Linked DNA regions of Homo sapiens: region 2 is linked to region 1. Evidence: read pairs that join two places in POLR2A ChIA-PET (ENCODE). Cell type or tissue: GM12878. All regions are shown on one strand. Each heading gives the region's core, and the rest is flanking DNA. Links, peaks and the distances in the headings are about the cores only.

Region 1 (5,379 bases), core at 316-5,315:
CTCAAGGGATCCTCCTGCCTGGGCCTTCCAAAGTGCTGGGATTACAGGCATGAGCCACTGCACCCAGCCTTTTTTTTTTTTTTTTGACAAGGTCTTGCTCTGTCACCCAAGCTGGAGGGAGTGCAGTGACACGATCATAGCTCACTGCAGTCTTGATATCCTGGGCTCAAGCAATCATCTCACCTCAGCTTCCCAAAGTGCTGGGATCATGGGCGTGAGCCCCTGTGCCCAGATAGTTATTTTAAATAAATTCTTATTTTATGCTTTTTAAAAGGCTTTATTGAGACAGAATTTGCATACCATACAATTCACCCATTTAAAATGTGCAACTCGCCAGTCACGGTGGCTCACGCCTGTAATCCCAGCACTTTGGGAGACTGAGGTGGGTGGATCACTTAAGGTGAGGAGTTCAGGACCAGCCTGGCTAACATGGTAAAACCCTGTCTTTACTAAAAACACAAAAACTAGCCGGGGATGGTGGTGCACACGTGTAATCACAGCTACTCAGGAGGCTGAGGCAGGAGAATCGCTTGAACCCGGGAGGCAGAGGTTGTAGTGAGCCGAGATTGCGCCACTGTACTCCGGCCTGGGTGACAGAGCGAGACTCCATCTCAAAAAAAAAAAAAATTCTAAATCATTAAGCAGAGGAGTCCTGTATTTCTACAGGTCAAAATTCTATTCTCTCATTCCCCAATCTCTATAATTCTCTGTGTTGGCCATTTTTAATGTTTAAGATATGCCCATGCACAGACTTTTTATGCAAATGTTATACTCGAACCATTCCATGTTCTTTCAATTCTATGTTTTAGTTATTTAAATATATACTTTTATATAGGAAACATATAGATCAGATTTTTCATGGTCAAAATCTGTTTCCTGTTTTACTGAGTCTCATGGTGGCTTGACAGTGGCGTGTGTATGTGTGTGTGTTTGTGTGTGTATTGAAATCGTGACCTTGTGTTTGATTGAACTTAAGCTCAAGGAGACCTGAACACATAAATAGAAATTATTTTCCCCCTGAAAAGGTTTGCACTTGCTTTCTGCAGTTACCCATGGGGCATTACCAACCCAGGACCATTTTAACCCTCTTCAAGAATTCCAGTTTAATATGGGAGCTTCAATTCAGACTCCTACTTTGTGGGGAACCTAAGATTCCATGTTCCAAGCTAGTTTTAGCGTTTGCTGGCTTACAGCCCACTGTTTCTGTTTCAGCCTACAGTTTTCACCTGCTTTCTAAGAGCCTAGTGATGCATTAAAAAGGTATAATTTGTGAACATCTGATTGATTGCAGTGGCAAAGAGAGGGCCCTTCTGAATACCTGGCCCCTAACTCCTCTGGAGATAGAACCCTCTTCTTTTCTTTCTGAACCTATTCCCTATCAGAAACTCCCAAGAATGCCCTTGAAACCTATATGCCTCCTTTCAAATATGCCTGCCAGACTGTTTTAAAATAGTTTTACACACTTTCTTTAGGATAAAAGAATGAAAGAGTTTGAATGGATGTTATTTCTCAGAGAATTGGGGCTACTCAGAAGGAATCCTTGTCCACAACCCATGATGTTTGCAGGAGGAATGATAGGGTGAATGTGAGTGGCCTGGTCTGAGTCCCTGCTATGTCTGTCCCTCCTAATAAGTTCCTGTTTTCTCTTCCCTCTGTGTCCAGCATAATTACTTGAAAACCATGATGGGCCTCCAGCAGGCACATAGAAAATAGAACCTCATCGCCAGTACCTTAAAGGACAAGACCAGCAACTCCCACCTACTGTAGTGGAGCTGCTCAACCACCTGCCCAGAGCTGCAGCCCCCTCTACTCCAATGCTGGGACCCAGCACAGAGAACACATTTGGCCTGCATGTTGGGAGGAGCATCCTCCAAGGACAACCTTGCTCATCTCCACAGAGCACTTTGGGTTTTAATTCACTGTCTTATATGCAGGGACAGGATAAAATAACTTTCTAGTTTGGACTTTCAGTGCTCATCTGAGAACTTTGTCTTATTTCCTGTCTGAAAGGACATATTCTCTATGTATGTGTGAGGTCAGAACTGAGTCTCAAGTAGGAAGGCAGAAAAGTAGCTCAGCCAGGCTCCTCCTGGCAGGCCTTTGTCACACTGGTCAGCCCCTTTCCTGGATAGACATCCTAGGGTGGGGGTGGTGAGCTCGGTCTGAGGAGCTCTGCTTCTCACAGCTCCCTCAGACCCTAAGTTCTCTCAAGACATCTTTTCTGTGTTTCTGAGCCAGTGAAGAAGACAGGAGGAGGCCCTCCTTCATTTGGCAACCAGGGGAGGATAAGGTCTAGCCACAGAGACCAGAAAGGGATGAGGCAGAGCTGGCTCCATGTACCAGGGAATAAATGAGCAGCTTCTGGGAGACATGTCCTCTGCATGTTTCCAGAACACCACGGCCTTCCCTACGCAGCATGCACGGCCACCAGGCACCAGGGTGCCTCCCCTCCCCGCTTTCTCTCTCCGTGTAGGCTGCACTGAGCAGAAGTGAAAGTGAACGATTTACCCTGAATAGGAACTGGGATCACTGTCAAGGCTGAGCAGGGAAGAGAGAAGATATCACTCTCTATCAAGTTACCAGGCTGCAGCTTGGGCCCTTGGTGGTGGCACCAAAGGGAAAGAGTTCATTACTTTGCTCAGAGAACAAACTCAGGCCCTCTGGGGCCTTCCAGGCTGACTGATACGCCCCTGGGTTGGTAAACCAAGTCTCCACTGAGCGAAAAGTTTCAGTGCTTCCTTGGAATTGTATCTCACCCCCTCTTCTGTTCTTATGGGTCAAGGCCTTGGCCTGACACTCTGTGGGTGCTCCCCCGTCTGACACCCTCATCAGGGCCTTGAGGTTTCTGTTATTCTTCCAACAGTGGGAGAGGAGGTTCTGCTCACCTGGCAGTCCTGTCATGGGAAGCTGTGAGAGAAAAATACATCACTTCTGATGGGTGATATCTAGCTCTGGGACCACTTTGTATGAGGAAAGATGGAAGGAACTAGGTCTGCTTACCTGAAGAGGAAGAGAAATGTGACAGAGGCCATGAGGGGCTGCCAGGTAGAAGGGAAAGCAAGAGGATGTGGATGTGGGCTGAATGAGTAGCAAACATTTTTCCCAAAGGTTTTGTTGTTATTGTTGTTGTTTTTGAGACAGGGTGTCACTCTGTCATCCAGGCTGGAGTGCAGTGGTGCCATCACAGCTCCTTGCAGCCTCAACCTCCTGGGCTCAATCCTCCCACCCCAGCCTCCTGAGTAGCTGGGACTACAGGTGCGCACCACCATGCCTGGCTAGTTTTTTAAATTTTTTCTGGAGATGGAGTCTCACTATGTTGTCCAGAATGGTCTTGAAACTTCTGGGCTCAAACGATCCTCCCACCTCAGCCTCCCAAAGTGCCAAGGGATTACAGGTGTGAGCCACCTCTCCTGGCTAAGATTGTTATCTCAAAATAAGAAGAGGCTTAAAATGAGAGCAGTCCTGGCATGAAGTCATTAGTGAGGGCCCTGCAGCAGTAGGCTGTCTGGCAAGGAGGTTGCACCTGGTTGAAGGTTGAACTGGATAGTATCTATCCAATCAAAAACCCTGTGATTCTGCTCTTCAGCCCATCAGCAGATGGACATGGATTTTGTTGAAGAAAGTGATAGGATTGCCTTGGGGGCTCTGCCCTCTCCCTCCTCCAGCTCCTTTCTCTTCCCCTGACTGATGCTTCCAGGAGTCGATGCTTCCAGTATGGCAGGAAGGTAGGGGTGTTGTGTTCATTCAGATGGGTCTGTCATTCCAGAAAATAGTTCCTGCTGAGTTAATTTGCCAGCCAAGTCACCCCTGGAGGGACTTCCAGTTGCAACAATGTGACAGGTGAGATAATCTGAAAACATTCCTGCTACAAATAGAGGTGCTGACTAAAATATAACATTCTTTTAAATACAGTTGACCCTTGAGGCCACATGTGGTGGTTCATGCCTGTAATCCCAGCACTTTGGGAGGCTGAGGCAGGTAGATCACTTGAGGCCAGGAGTTTGAGACCAGCCTGGCAAACATGGCAAAAACCTGTCTCTACTAAAAATACAAAAATTAGCCGGGTGTGGTGGTGCACACCTGTAATCCCAGCTACTTGGGAGGCTGAGACACAAGAATTGCTTGAACCTGGGAGGCGAAGGCTGCAGTGAGCTGAGATCATGCTGCCGCACTCCAGCCTGGGGAACAGAGATTCTGTCTCAAAAAAAAAGAAAAAGAGAAAAGAAATACAGTTGACCCTTGAACAACACGGGTTTGAAATGCACAAGTCTACTTATACATGGGATTTTTTCAACCAAAGGTGGATTGAAAATACAGTATTCAAGGGATGCAAAATCTGCATATGTGGAGAGTCAACTTTTTGTATGTGCAGGTTCCGCAGGACTGAGTGCAGGACTTATGTGTGGATTTTGGCATATGGAAGGGGCCCTGGAGCCAATCCCACATGTATACCAAGGGACGACTGTACAAAGTAAGATTTGCAAGCAAGAAAGGGAACTGTCAGGAGCTGAACATAAAGGAGGAACTGAAAACCTGAGTGGTCAGCGTGTGAACTGGCTATGTCTTCTAGGGACTAGGAGAAGGTATGTGAGCGGATTGTTACTTTTGAAGGTTAAATGTCCACATAAGTATGAGAAATAAGACGTCAGTTCATGCCATATAGGAAGCTGGAAATGGGACTGCCTGAATAAAGATGGCACCCTGAAGGCTTCATCACTGGTGAAGAGGTGAGCTAGAAAACCGAATGTCTAATTGTCTCCCTAAACATACTTTACCCATAACCTTCCTTAGCCTAATTGCTCAGGCTAAAATCCTTAGTTTTGTACTTCATTCCTCTCTTCTCTCAGACCTCACACTGAATCTATCCAGAAATTCAGTAGGCTTTACCTTCCTCCTATATTCAAAATCTGACCATTTCTCACCACTTCTTGCCTGGATATTGCAACAGCTTCCTGTCTCCTGGCTTCTCCTTTTGCTCTCTATTTCCAGAACAGCAGCCTGGCTGAACCTTTTTTTTTTTTTTTTTCCTCATGCTGGAGAGCAGTGGCATGATCCTAGCTCACTGCATCCTCGAACTCCTGGGTTAAAACAATCCTCCCATGTCAGCCTCCAGAGTAGGTAGGATTACAAGCCACCAGGTCTAGCCCTGGTTGACCTTCTGAAATATGTTAGATCACATTACACCTCTTCTCAAATTTTTAATGGTTTCCTATTTTGCTCAGAGTGAAACCCAAGTCCTTAAAACATCCCACAAGATCCTATATAATCGTGACTTCTATGATTTCTCTACTCTTGTCTCATCTACTGTCCCCTTGCTCACTCTACTCCAGCCACATGGGCTTCCTTACTTTTCCTCCCAACATGCCAGACAGACAGCTC
Region 2 (5,379 bases), core at 142-5,141, 52 kb after region 1:
TCCACCTACTAGGTTCAAGCGATTCTCCTGCCTCAGCCTCCCAAGTAACTGGGATTATGGGATTACAGGCACCTGCCACCACTCCCAGCTAATTTTTTTATTTTAGTAGAGACGGGGTTTCACCATGTTGGCCAGGCTGGTCTTGAACTCCTGACCTCAGGTGATCCACCTGCCTCGGCCTCCCAAAGTGCTGGGATTACAGGCACGAGCCACCAGGCCCAGCCTAGTAGTTTTAATATATATATTTACTATAATTTTAACTTTTAGTAACCTAATTTCTAGTGAAAAACCTAGAAAGTAATTTTGAACTTTTTTGTCAATATTTGTAGATGAAAATTACTTCATAATTTTTTAAAGATGTTTCTTCCATTTTTATTAACAGATTGAAATATATTTAGCTTTGTTAAACCATAAAGACAACAAAGTATATAAGCTTAAGCTTAAAAGACTAAGTATCATTAATATTGATTAATATTTTATCCCAGAGCTTGGGCCACTAGCTGTAACCTGCCCTGCAGCTGGTAGGCCTAGGCAAGCCACTGTGCCTGGCCTGGTTACCTTTAGAAACACTTTTTTTTTTTTTTTTTTTTTTTGTGACAGGGTCTCGCTCTGTCACCCAGGCTGGAGTGCAGTGGCACAGTCTCGGCTCACTGCAGCCTCTGCCTCCCGGGTTCAAGCGATTATCCTGCCTTAGCCTCCTAAGAAGTAGCTGGGATTACAGGCATGCACCACCACACCTGGCTAATTTTTGTATTTTGAGTAGAGACAGGGTTTCACCATGTTGGCCAGGCTGGTCTTCAACTCCTGGTGTCAAGTGATCCACTCACCTCGGCCTCCCAAAATGTTGGGATCACAGGCGTGAGCCACGCCTGGCCAGAAACACTTTTCAGATACGGATTTCAGATTGTTTTGTTAATAATTGTCCTTATTTGCATAGTTTTTGCTTTTTGAGACAGGGTCTCACTCTGTTGCCCAGGCTGGAGGGCAGTGACACAATCTTGGCTCACTGCAACCTACACCTCCCAGGCTCAAGTGATCATCTGACCTCAGCTTCCCTAGTAGCTGGGGCTATAGGCGCATACTACCACACCCACCTGCCATTACACCTGGCTAATTTTTTATATTTTTTGTAGAGACAGGGTTTCTCCATGTTACCGAGCTGGTCTCCTGGACTCAAGCGATCTGCCCGCATCGGCCTCCCAAAGTGCTGGGATTATAGGCATGAGCCACTGTACCCAGGCCGTATTTTTTATTCTTAAATTGATTATGCTTTATATTTCTAGATGTCTAAAGTCAACAACAAAAAACTAAAAGATTAAATTGATATCTCAGCATTTTAACTTACTTAGAAATGACTCAGACACTTTATGATTATCTATTACATAATTTAACATAACATTACTTCAAGATACACAGTTCAAAGACATATGCATGCTATGGACATACATATGTCTTCAAAGGTCTCACCATGGTCACCTGTCCAGGTCCCAAAATATATATATATATTTTTGAGACAGAGTGTCACTGTGTTGCTCTGGCTGGAGTCCAGTGGCATGATCTTGGATCATTGCAAACTCCACCTCCCGGGTTCAAGTGATTCTCGTGCCTCAGCCTCCCAAGTAGCTGGGATCACAGGCATGTGCCACCACACCTGGCTAACTTCGGTATTTTTAGTAGAGGGGGGTTTCGCCATGCTGGCCAGGCTGGTCTCAAACTCCTGATCTCAAGCAATCCACCCACCTTGGCCTCCCAAAGTGCTGGGATTACAGGTGTGAACCACCACTCCTGGCCTGAACCACTCTCTTATGTGTCTCAGACTGCCTCTAATCACCAGGTAGCAGTAGGGTTCTCAAGTTATCAGGGTTACCAGTTCCTTATTTATGCCTTTCTGGATAAGTAAGTGTCCCTAAAATGTTCTTTCAGTGAGGAATGCCCTGTAAGTCTGCTTTGTGTCCTAGGCAACAGTCCTGACATCTCTGCAGTCTCTAGTCACCTAGACCAGCTGAATGGTTCAGACAGAGTCATTGTCTCATCTCTTCAGGGTAATATAATTCACCCTCATGCACTCTTTGGTTTTGAAATAACAGGAATTGGTCACAAATGAAAAGACAAGTCTGAATTATAAGAAATAGAAAGCAGTTGCAATTTCAAAGGCATGCTAGGTAGTTTTAGGCTATAAGAAGTGAAACCACTTGTATTAGTTCTTTCTTACATTGCTATAAATAAATACCTGAGACTAGGTAATTTATAGACAAAAGAGGCTTATTTTGCTCACGGTACTGCAGGCTGTACAGGAAGGATGGCAGCATCTGTTTCTGAGAAGGTCTCAGGAGGCTTTTACTCATGGTGAAAGGCAAAGCAGGAGCCGGCATTTTATATGGCAGGAGCTAGACCAAGAGAGAGGGTGGGGAGGTGCTACACACTTTTAAACAACCAGATGTTGTGAGAACTCACAAGGGGGCATGGTACTAAGCAATTCATGAGAAACCATCCCCATAATCTAATCACCTCCTACCAGGCCCCACTTCTAACACTGGGGATTCGACATGAGATTTAGTGGGGACACAGACCCAAATCATATCATTCCACCCATGGCCCCACTAAATCTCATGTCCCTCTCACATTGCAAAATACAATTATGTGTTCCCAATAGTCCCTCAGAGTCTTAACTTATTCCAGCATTAACTCAGAAGTCCAAAGACTCATCTGAGACAAGGCTAGTCCCTTCTCCCACCTCAGCCTCCCGAGTAGCTGGGACCACAGGCGTGTGCCACCATGCCCAGCTAATTTTTGTATTTTTAGTAGAGATGGGGTTTCACCATGTTGGTCAGGCTGGTCTTGAACTCCTGATCTCAGGTGATCCACCCGCCTTGGCCTCCCAAACTGCTGGGATTACAGGTGTGAGCCACTGCACCTGGCCTGGTATTTTACGTTTAATGTATTGTTAGATTTATCAGGCGTGGTGGCTCATGCCTACAGATGTGATTACAATCCTAGCCTTTTGGGAAGCTGAAGTGGGTGGATCACTCGAGCCTAGGAGTTTGATACCACCCTGGGCAACATGGCAAAACGCCATCTCTACAAAAACAAAAACAAAAAGAAAAAAACAACCAACCAAATCAAACAAAACAAAACAAAAACTAGCTAGGCGTGGTGGCTTGTGCCTATAGTCCCAGCTACTCAGGAGGCCGAGGTGGGATTCCTTGATCCCAGGAGGCGGAGGTTACAGTGAACCATGAGACTCGCTCTGGCCTGGGTGACAGACCAAGACCCTGTCTCAAAAAAAAACAACAACAAAAAAACAAGGCCGGATGCAGTGGCTCACGCCTGTAATCCCAACACTTTGGGAGGATGAGGCGGGCGGATCACTTGAAGTCAGAAGTTTGAGACCAGCCTGTCCAACATGGTGAAACCCCGTTTCTACTAAAAATACAAAATTAGCCAGGCGTGGTGGGGCATGCCTGTAATCCCTGCTACTCGGGAGGCTGAGGCAGGAGAATCACTTGAACCCAGGAGGTGGAGGTTGCAGTGAGCCGAGATCATGCCATTGCAGTCCAGCCTGGGCAACAGGAGCAAAACTCCGTCTCAAAACAAACAAACAAATATAGATATATAGATAGATGTGGGGGTGGGGGAGACAGTTGGATTCAATTTGCTAAAATTGTGATTAAACATTTTGTATCTATGTTAATGAAGGACATTGGTATATAGTTTTTTTCTTATAGCATCATTTTTTTTTCTTTTTTTTGAAACAGTTTTATTTTGTCACCCAGGCTGGAGAGCCGTGGCGCCATCAGCTCACTGTAACCTCAAACTCCTGGGCTCAAGGGATCTTCCTACCTTAGTCTCCCAAGTTGTTGGAAAAATAGGTGCACACCACCACACCCAGTTATTTTTCCAAATTGGCTGTATAATTTTGCATTTCCATCAGCAATGTATGAGGGTTCCACTTGCTCCAAATCCTTGTCAATATTTGGTATTTTCAGTTTTTTTTTTTTTTGAAATGGAGTCTTGCTCTGTCACCCAGGCTGGAGTGGAGTGGCATGATCTCGGCTCACTGTGACCTGTTGTTGACCAAATACACACATTGAAAAATGTAATTCAAGAGTGGGATATCAGATTCTTGGCTTATAACTAATGATCAAGATTGTACAATGAGCAATAGTCAGATTATTCCTTTCAATGGTTCTTATGGCATCTAAATTACTGATTAATCCATCAATCAATCATAAATTGTGATTAAAATTATCAAATGAATTTTCAGCATTGAAAACTGTTGTGTGAAACATGTCTAACCAGAGAAGTAACATCCTATAAACACTACTTTAGCTAAATTGTTTTAAAGTATTATAAATAAAGTGAATTTCAGAGTAAAAATAAGGTACGTTTTCTGAGCAATAATCAATAAGTTAATCCATAATTTCTTAATTTGCAAATTTGTTTCTTATTTCAGGATTTGGAATATAGTGTGAGGGTTTTGTTTTGTTTTGTTTTGTTTTTTTTAAGACGGAATCTTACTCTGTTGCCCAGGCTGGAGTGCAGTGGTGTGATCTTGGCTCACTCAACCTCTGCCTCCTGGGTTCAAGTGATTCTTCTTCCTCAGCCTCCCGACTAGCTGGGATTACCAGCGCGTGCCATGCCCGGTTAATTTTTGTATTTTTAGTAGAGACAGGGTTTTGGCATGTTGGCCAGGCTGGTCTCAAACTCCTGACCTCAGATGATTCGCCTGCCTTGGCCTCCCAAAGTGGTGGGATTATGGGCGTGAGCCACTGCGCCCGGCCTAATTTCTTAATAGATATCTAAATACATATGCATATACTTATTATGTATTTATTTATTTTTTGAGACATGGTCTTGCTCTGTTGTCCAGACTGGAGTGCAGTGGCGCGATCTTGCCTCACTGCAGCCTCCATCTCCTGGGCTCAAGCAATCCGCCCACCTCAACCTCTTGAGTAGCTGGGACTATAGGTGTATGACCCTATACCCAGCTAATTTTTTATTTTTAGTAGAGATGAAGTCCTGTTATGTTGCCCAGGCTGGTGTCCAACTCCTGAGCTCAAGTGATCCTCCTACATCAGCCTCCCAAAGTTCTGGGATTACAGTTGTCAGCCACCATGTCTGGCAAACTCAATTCTTTTTAATGACAGTATAATACTCCTCTGTATGGATGTTCCAAAATATATTCACCCATTCCCTTATTTATGAGCATTCACTTCATTTCTCCCACCACAAATTATACCATTAATTTGTACATTTAGTCTATGTACGAGTGCTTTTATTTCCGTGAACCAAAATTTTAGAAATAGAATTTGCTGGGTCAAAGGACGCACACACATAGTTGTTACGGAATAATAAATAGATATAAATAACATTCATTAC

Evidence for each region. ChIA-PET counts read pairs that join two places held together with the same protein. Peaks named below come from ENCODE experiments on the same cell type or tissue, not always from the same donor. Only the 100,000 strongest peaks of a DNase experiment are listed, where the experiment ranks them.
Region 2: POLR2A ChIA-PET joins it to region 1 with 5 read pairs; 11 of 35 experiments call an interaction of 5 or more read pairs at or near these places.

Annotation. Positions count from the first base shown.
Region 1 is chr3:47,224,986-47,230,364 of GRCh38, reverse strand. It overlaps KIF9 (kinesin family member 9), which reads left to right. Exons shown (of 21, transcript NM_182902.4): 21 at 1,663-2,367. The coding sequence ends at 1,713. All of the region lies in intron 2 of KIF9-AS1 (KIF9 antisense RNA 1), which reads right to left. Among named protein-coding and RNA genes, the nearest start is that of SNORD13J, 23 kb to the left of the region's middle. RefSeq lists an enhancer at 2,155-2,414. In GM12878, for the core only: no CTCF peak of the experiment used is centred there; DNase peaks (open chromatin) are centred at 1,939, 2,504 and 4,554; H3K4me3 peaks cover 939 bases; H3K27ac peaks cover 2,679 bases.
Region 2 is chr3:47,172,725-47,178,103 of GRCh38, reverse strand. All of the region lies in intron 2 of KIF9-AS1 (KIF9 antisense RNA 1), which reads right to left. Among named protein-coding and RNA genes, the nearest start is that of KIF9-AS1, 11 kb to the right of the region's middle. RefSeq lists an enhancer at 2,295-2,354. In GM12878, for the core only: no CTCF peak of the experiment used is centred there; a DNase peak (open chromatin) is centred at 2,133; H3K4me3 peaks cover 498 bases; H3K27ac peaks cover 2,193 bases.